2 separate regions of the Homo sapiens genome follow, and region 2 is linked to region 1. A link is an interaction called in ENCODE POLR2A ChIA-PET data of the cell type or tissue named here. Cell type or tissue: Caco-2. All regions are shown on one strand. Each heading gives the region's core, and the rest is flanking DNA. Links, peaks and the distances in the headings are about the cores only.

What was found. ChIA-PET counts read pairs that join two places held together with the same protein. Peaks named below come from ENCODE experiments on the same cell type or tissue, not always from the same donor. Only the 100,000 strongest peaks of a DNase experiment are listed, where the experiment ranks them.
Region 2: POLR2A ChIA-PET joins it to region 1 with 8 read pairs; 2 of 35 experiments call an interaction of 5 or more read pairs at or near these places.

Annotation. Positions count from the first base shown.
Region 1 is chr2:47,386,585-47,390,975 of GRCh38, reverse strand. It overlaps EPCAM (epithelial cell adhesion molecule), which reads right to left. Exons shown (of 9, transcript NM_002354.3): 9 at 3,956-4,391. The coding sequence ends at 4,363. Among named protein-coding and RNA genes, the nearest start is that of MIR559, 11 kb to the right of the region's middle. In Caco-2, for the core only: CTCF peaks have their summits at 2,320 and 2,527 (motif pointing right); a DNase peak (open chromatin) is centred at 2,595.
Region 2 is chr2:47,280,515-47,284,905 of GRCh38, reverse strand. The region is part of intron 3 of EPCAM-DT (EPCAM divergent transcript); the gene reads left to right. Among named protein-coding and RNA genes, the nearest start is that of BCYRN1, 53 kb to the left of the region's middle. RefSeq lists a silencer at 1,990-2,190. In Caco-2, for the core only: no CTCF peak of the experiment used is centred there; DNase peaks (open chromatin) are centred at 2,065 and 2,376.

The sequences.
Region 1 (4,391 bases), core at 135-4,134:
AAAAGATGAGGTTAAAGTGGTGAAAGGATTTGTAAAAGAAGATCTTCTGCTAGGCCTTGACTAAGCAGAGGGTTTCCCAAGCCTAAGAAAGAACATAAGCAAAGGCAGGATAGAACCCAAGTCAAGGTATAAAAGGACAGAGGGGCCAGGCACAGTGGCTCACGCCTGTAATCCTAACACTTCAGTATTGCATCCTCCAAGGTAGGAGGATGGTTTGTGTCCAGGAGTTCGAGACTCCTGGGCAACACAGTGAGACCCTGTCTCTACAAAAAAATTATAAAATTATTTCAGCCTGGCCAACATGGTGAAACCCTATCTCTACTAAAAATACAACAAATTAGCTGGGTGTGGTGGAGGGCGCCTGTAATCCCAGCTACTCAGGAGGCTGAGGCTCAAGAATCGCTTGAACCCAGAAGGCAGAGGTTGCAGCGAGCCAAGATTGCACCACTGCACTCCAGCCTGGGCTACAGAGCAAGACTCTGACTCAAAAAAAAAAAAAAAAAAATTTAAAAAATTAGCCAGGCGTGGTGGTGCACACCTGTGATCCTACATATACTCAGAAGGCTGAGGCGGGAGGATCACTTCAGCCCTGAAGGTAGAGGTTGCAGTGAGCTGTGTTTGTGCCACTGCACTCCAGACTGGGCAAGAGACCAAGACCTGTCCAGGGAAAAAAAGAAAAAAAGAAGGGAAGAAAGGAAGATAGGGAGGGAGGGAGGGAGGGAGGGAGGAAGGAAGGAAGGAAGGAAGGAAGCAAGGAAAGAAGGAACATTGGAGGAATGGGAAGGGAAATCTTAAATGCAGGAAAATTTGATGTATTGGAGGTACAGTGAGAAATAAGGTAGACTGTGACTAGATTTTAGTTATTCTGGGAATGACGTTGGGAAAGGATTGAGAGTGGGGAGAATTTGGTATTGGGAAAGTCGGAAATTAAATTAATCCAGGCATGTGATAAAGCTCTGGAGCAGGGTATTGGCAATGGGAGGGGAGAGGAATCAGCAGCCAAGGGAGGCCAAGCAGAGCAACCACAGCTGGATGGCCACAGGGTCATGTAGGGCAGAGATGACCAAGGGCTGGGATGCCACCACTGCAACATGCCTATAACTGCCATTGGTCACATGCCACCACTGCCCATGGGTGTTTTCTCAACTGTTCTTACTTCTTTCCATCACAAGATTCCAAGTACTATGTGGGGGTGCCTGTGCCCTGGATGCTGAGAGCCATGAGAGGATCTCTGCCCTTAAACTTCTAAAGAGGGAGGTAGAGACCTGGCTCTTACAAAACATGCAGACAATTCTTCCCAAATTGCAGAGGAAATGGGATGCCAGACAGACAAAAGGAGAAAAGGTTCACACTACAGGGCCACACTGAAAGGCTTTATATATGCCCCTCTGGCAGGGGAAAGGGGTACATCTTATGTTGTAAAAAAGTGCTGTGATCAACTTTAGGCAAATAATCCTGGGAGCAATATGAGGTTTGGGCTGGAGAGGGAGTAGATTGTTTATAAAGAGACCAGGGAAAGTGTGTAAGAGAAGGCAGATTAGAGGAGCATTTGTTTCTCGGGGAGGATCACAGGCTCTGGTGACTAAAACAATGGAGGAAGTAAAAGAGAAGGAATTTGGGACTTGGTTCATGGCAATGCCATCAATTGATTCTGAGAATACAAGCCATAAAATATGTTTGTGGATGAAGATGATCAAATCATTAAAAACTAGTTATGTGAAATATACATACTTTACTATAGATCTCAGGAAAAAAGAACAGAAATGGAGATGGTGCTTCTGTTCTCATTGAGCCTCACAGAAGGTAATAAAGGCAAGAAAGTGGATGAAATCCTCCAGGAAGAAAAAGGGAGGAAAAATAGAACTAAGGACAAATCCTGGGAACATCAGTATTACACAATCAGTAGAAGAGGGAAAAAATCAGGAGAGATTCATACCAGTGAAGCCAAAGGAAAAAAAAGAAAACACAGTGGGGTAGAGAATGGGGAAGTCATCCTGGTGACAGGCTGCAGAGAAAGCAAATGATTCAACACCGGGGGAAGAGGATCACTAGCAATTAGCAGGTCAGTGTTGACCTTAGCGAAAGTAGCTTCAGAAGAGACAGGACAGCGTCTAGAAGGCAATGGGTTGAAGAGTGTGCCAGTTATTAACTTATTGCCTCTTAGTTCAAATTCAGGCCAGGTGAATCACCTGAAGTCAGGAGTTCAAGACCAGCCTGGGCCAACAAGGTGAAACCCCGTCTCTACTAAAAATACAAAAAAAAATTTTAGCCAAGTATAGTGGTGGGTGCCTATAATCTCAGCTACTTGGGAGGCTGAGGCAGGAGAATCACTTGAACCTGGGAGGTGGAGGTTGCAGTGAGCTGAGATCATGCCATTGCACTCCAGCCTGGGAGACAAGAGTGAAAACTCCGTCTCAAAAAAAAAAAAACAAAACCACACACACAAACCTAAAAAACAAATTCACCCTTTGCACCTCTCTGTGAAAATGGATCTGAAGCTCTGTCAGCAGAGGGTGCTAGAGAGGCACTGAAAAGGAAGGTTTTGTTTCCTAGCTCTGGTGTCCTGGCTTGACAGGCTCCTGCAGCATCCAGGGCTGCTCCATGATCTGGCTCTTGCAGCATGGGGTGGCTTCTCCAGGACGCTTCTGGGCCTGCAGTGGACAGCAGCCAGCAGCCTCCCTGAGCATCTGTTCCATACCCCACCTGCTGGGGCAATATTATAGGCTGCTTTCCATGTCTGCTGAGACACCTACCTAGGAATAGCTTTCCCCCAGCATCCTAGAGCAGGGGTCAGCAAACATTTCCAATAAACATTTTAGACTCTGTGGGTCATTGGGTCTGTCACAACTACAATTGACCCTGAACATGGGTTTGAATTGTGCGGGTATATTTGAACACATTTTTTTTCAATAAAAGTTACACCCAGTGTGCACCTGCCTCCCTTCTACCTCCTCCACCTCTTCTGCCTCTGCGACCCAGAGACAGCAAGACCAACCCTTCCTCTTCCTCAGCCTACTCAAAGTGAAAACTATGAGGATCAAGACCTTTATGATGATCCACTTCCACTTAACAAAGAGTAAATAGGACCAGGCATGGTGGCTCACACATGTAATCCCAGCACTTTGGGAGACCAAGGTGGGTGGATCACTTGAGGTCAGGAGTTCGAGATCAGCCTGGCCAACATGGCGAAACTCTGTCTCTACTACAAATACAAAAATAATCCGGGCATGGTGGTGCACATCTGTAGTCCCAGCTACTTGGGAAGCTGAGGCAGGAGAATTGCTTGAACCCAGGAGGCAGAAGTTGCAGTGAGCTGAGATTGTGCCACTGCACTCCAGCCTGGGCAACAGAGTTAGGCTCTGTCTCACCCCCCCAAAAAAAAAAAAAGAAAAAAAGAAAAGAAAAAAGAAAAAGAAACCTTTTCTCTACTAAAAATACAAAAATTAGCCGGGCATGGTAGTGGGAGCCTGTAATCCTAGCTACTTGGTAGGCTGAGGCAGGAGAATCGCTTGAATCCTGCAGTGAGCTGAGATCGCACCACTACACTCCAGCCTAGGCCACAGAGCAAGATCCTGTCTCAAAAAAAAAAAGAAAAAACAAAACAAAAAGAAAAAAAGAGGCCGGGCGCGGTGGCTCACGCCTGTAACCCCAGCACTATGGGAGGTAGAGGTGGGTGGATCGTGAGGTCAGGAGTTCGAGACTAGCGTGGCCAATATGGTGAAACTTTGTCTCTACTAAAAATACAAAAATTAGCCAGGAATGGTGGTGGGCGCCTGTAGTCAGCTACTCGGGAGGCTGAGGCAGAAGAATCGCTTGAACCTAGGAGGCAGAAGTTGCAGTGAGCCGAGATTGTGCCACTGCACTCCAGCCTGGCAACAGAGTGGGACTCCATCTCAAAAAAAAAAAAAAAAGAAAAGAAAAAGAAGAAGAAATTTGAAATGTCAAAGTTAAGAAATTCAGTTTAAAATGTTTTATTTCATAGCTCATAAAAAAGTATGTATGTACAAGACTCAAGTAAATAGAAAGGCAGCTTTCAATCACAAATCAGTTTTTCAGATTTTACTGTGGAAGCATATTTAATGCACACATTTGAATGTTACACATAAATAATTTTAACGATGGAGTCCAAGTTCTGGATTTTACATTAGATCTGCATATATAAGACACTTGTGGTCAAATTTCAAGATTGGTAAAGCCAGTTTCAAGCTGCTTATATTTTGAGTACAGGTTTCACTATTACAAATATATGATGTTAAACTAACAAACTCATGACCTTCAAAGATGTCTTCGTCCCACGCACACACATTTGTAATTTGTGTCCATTTGCTATTTCCCTTCTTCTATAATCTTCAAATTATATAGTTATGCATTGAGTTCCCTATGCATCTCAC
Region 2 (4,391 bases), core at 324-4,323, 110 kb after region 1:
AACTGGAAGGTCTATCCCAATGACTTCAGAAGCTGTGACAGTGTGTGCATTATCTCCTAGCAATTGTGATATTTCTTCCTAGTAGAGGCTAATTGTCTATTTAGACAGTAAGTTTTTGAAAAAGAAGAACCACATTTTCTTGTCTCCTGTGTCCCCCATATCTATGTTGCATATGTAGAACATGTAGAAAAACTTCTTCCCATTTTCCCTAATTATAGGAGAAAAACAATGCAGCCACTACAACATGTAATACTGAGTTGTATCCATTTCATTATTTTTAAATAGATGGAAGCAAATGGTGTCTCCATCTCCCTACAAAGGGGCTGGGCACAGGAATTAATATCAAACATGGTTAAGGAAATGCACAGTGTAGTTACTAGGAAACTTTTGCTTTCCTAGTCCTTGACTGGGCTGAAGTACGGGGCACTTTAACTTTCTCGTCTTCATCTTTCTACTTTTTGCTGCCTTTCTCTGTGTGTGACTGTGTGTGATCCCCTTACTTCAGGACTCCTTTATGTGCAAGAGAAAGTTCAACTCAGACTTCCAGAAACTTCAGTTAGAAAGGAAACAAGGAGATGGTGGGTCCAATGTACCTTGGCCCCAGGACATTTCCATGATCCAGAAAATAGTGTTGGCCCCTGGCCTTGTAGGAGGTCTCCAGAACCCTGTCCTAGTTGTAAGGTCTGGGTCTGCCCTCACTGGTGGGCATCTGGCTATACTGGTGATTACATATTCTGAATATCATGCTCACTGAGGCTGACCTCGGGCCCTCTCTTCTGCTGCCAAATAGGCCCCCTATGGCCTGGTTTCTGACATGAGGTTCCAGTTCCAGTCCCACTTCTCTTCCTGGCAGTGTGGGCCTGCTGTCACCTTGCTCCAAGCTGACTTCTGAGTGGCCCCAGGCCTCAGAGCTATATGGCAGACGCTGCCTGGGCCTGGCAACACGGCGGACACTCTGTGTTCTGCACCACCTCCACACACTTGATAGGCGGTGCTGATTCCAGATCCCAGATCCCAGATCCCAGGCCTTCCTGGCCTGCTCTGTTTCACTGCAATTAACTGGGCTATGCCTGACAGTGTGTCCAGATATGGCCTGGGAGGGGCAGGGAGGAGCAAAGCACTTCCTCCGCCCCCTTCAAAGGGCCCCCACCCCTGCACCCCAACAGAGGCAGCTGAACAGCCCCTTCCTGTGCGTTTCATCCTCACCGGTGCTACACCCAGCCTGTACTCCCTGGCTGCCATGTGACCCCTTCCTTCTGACTCCCATGCCCATGGGGCTCGGATCCCAGCTGGCAGCCAGGCAAAAAGCTCAGAGACAGAGAGCTACACTGAGGCTGAGGGTGGCCAAATGCATTGTTTCTTAAGGCTACCTGTTCCCCTCCTATTTCACCCTCCTTGGATTTAAAACAGAGTCTGAAGAGAGAAATACGTAAGGCAGAGAGTCTCTTTGGGGGCCAGTTTTCACTTCTGTGGTCTGTCCATCACACCACATAGAGAACCATGGGTTCCATCCTGGTATAAGGACAGGCCTATCTCTGAGATCAGAGAGTAATAGAAGCAAAAATAATAGCTAACATTTTTTGAGTGCATAGCCTGAGCCAGACATTTTGCTAAGCACTGTGTAACCATTTTCTTATTTTTTTCTCCAGGAGATAGATCATCACAGAATTTCAGATGTGTTAGGTGCCTGAGGTGGAGGCTGCTAGCTATCTAAGCCACAATTCATTCATTCACCCCTTCCTCCTTGGCAAGAGTGCCCTGATTTAATTTGAAATGGCCATGTAGCCAGATAAGGGTCTGTTATTTCCCAGCCTCCTTTGCAGCTATGAGACTAAGTGCAAGTGTTCAATGCCGGGTCTGACCTGCAGACCCTGGCTGAGTGATGGATGAAAAAAATGTATGCAGACACAGGTTTTTTGTGTGGCTGCACGGTTAGGGGACTGGGCTGCTCACAGATACCAAAGAAGGTGCTGTAAAGAGTCAGCAGCCATAGCCTCGATAAGCCAGTGCTGCAGGCATTTATTCAGTACAGATTTAATGACAAAAGCCTTGGGTCAACACACTTGTGGGTAATTAACATGGTTGCCCTCCCAGAGACAGCAGTCCTGCACAGATGATTAAAGGCCAGGTTCCAAGGCCTAAGTAAACTAACTTATCTAGATCAATTCTCTTACCCTTCTTTGTTATCTACTCTGAGAGAATTCAGCTGCCTTCAGCCACATTTTTTCCTGAAGCTTTTACAAAACCTAGCCTTCTAAGAAGGTTTGCATCTTTCTGTAAGTTTTCCCACCATCCTGACTGAACTCCTACAGTTCAAGACTTAGGCCCTTTAAAAAGAGTGACATTGTTTTATCCCTTCCCCCCTCCTCCTTCCTGCTGCCTGGAATTCCCAGGTGTTGGCTGGAGCTCACACAACGATAGTGGGCCTAGAATGGAAGCCATGTCTGGCAGAAGAGAAACAAGGAGCCCAGATCTCCATGGACCCTTCATATTATAGCAGCTGAGAACAGTCTCCCCATGGACTTCCTTTATGTGAAATAGTAAAAACTTATATGTTTAGGCTACTGTAGTCAGTTTTTATTTCTTCAAGCTGAACAAAATTCCTAACTGATTAGGGTTTTAGAAATCAGGTATTCAACAAATGATACTGGGAAAACTGGATATTCGCATGCAAAAGAATGTTAGACTCTTATCTAACACCACATACAAAAATTATTCAAAATGGATCAAACATAAAGAGAAGAGCTAGCTAAAACTATGAAACTCTTAGAAGAGACTGGGCATGGTGGCTCATGCCTATAATTCCAGCACTTTGGGAGGCTGATCCTGGAAGATTGTTTGAGCTCAGGAGTTTGAGCCCAACCTGGGCAACATAAGGAGACCCTATCTCTATAAAAAATTTAAAAATTGGCCGACTGTGATGGCTCACACCTGAAATCCCAGCACTTTGGGAGGCTGAGGCAGGTGGATCACCTGAGGTCAGGAGTTCAAGACCAGCCTGGCCAATATGGTGAAACCCTGTCTCTACTAAAAATACAAAAATTAGCCAGGTGTGGTGGCACACACCTGTAATCCCAGCTACTTGGGAGGCTGAAGCTGGAGAATCACTTGAACTCAGGAGGCAAAGGTTGCAGTGAGCCGAGATTATGCCATTGCACTCCAGCTCGGGCGACAGAGTGAGACTCCGTCTAAAAAAAAAAAAAAAAAATTAAAAATTAGCTGGGCATGGTGGCGCATGCCTGTGGTCTCACCTACTCAGAAGGCTGAGGTGGGAGGATTACTTGGGCCCAGGCAGCCAAGGCTGCAGTGAGCTGAGATCATGCCACTGTATTCCAGCTGGGGCAACAGAGCAAGACCCTGTTTCTAAAAACAAATGAACAAAAAACCTCTTAGAAGAAAACACACAGGAAAAGCTTTATGACATTGGATTTGGCAAGGATTTCTTGAATATGACACCAGAAGTACAGGCAACAAAATAAAAAATAGACCAGGCATGGTGGCTCACATCTATAATCTCAACACTTTGGGAGGCCAAGGTGGGTGGATCTCTTGAGCCTGGGAGTTTGAGACCAGCTTGGGCAACCTGGTAAAACCCTGTCTCTACCAAAAATACAAAACTTAGCTGGGCACAGTGGCTTGCACCTACAGTTCCAGCTACCTGGGAGGCTAAGGCAGGAGAATTGCTTGAGCCCAGGAGGCGGAGGTTGCAGTGAGCTGAGATCTCACCGTTGCACTCCAGCCTAGGCAATGGGAGTGAAACCCTGTCTCAAAAAAAAAAAGAAAGAAAGAAAGAAAAAAAAAATAGACAACTTGGACTTCATCAAAATTAAAACTTTTTGTGGATCATAGGTTTGAAACCATCAGCAGTAAAAAGGCAACTCACAGAATGGAAGAAAATACTTGCAAATCATATATCTGATAAGGGATTAACATCCACAATATATAGAGAACTCCTAAAATTCAACAAAAAATGAAATAACCCATTCAAAAATAGGCAAAGTACTTGAATAGACATTTCTCCAAAGGAGACATACAAATGGCCGATAAACACATGAAAAGATGCTGAACATCTCTAGTCATCAGGAGAATGTGGATCACAATTACAACGATATGTTTCCGTAGTGTAGTGGTTATCACGTTCGCCTGACACAATTACAACGATGCCACAACCAGTGAGTACCAAGAAAGAAAAAAGAAATTACAATGAGATACCACGTCACATCCATTAGGATGTTATATCAAAAAGCCAGAAACTATTAAAAACAAGTGTTAGCCATGATGTGGAATAATTAGAACCTTTGTGTACTGTTGGTGGGATTATAAAAGTTGCAGCCACTGTGGAAAACAGTATGGTAGTTCTTAAAAAAATTAAACATGTAATTACCATTTGA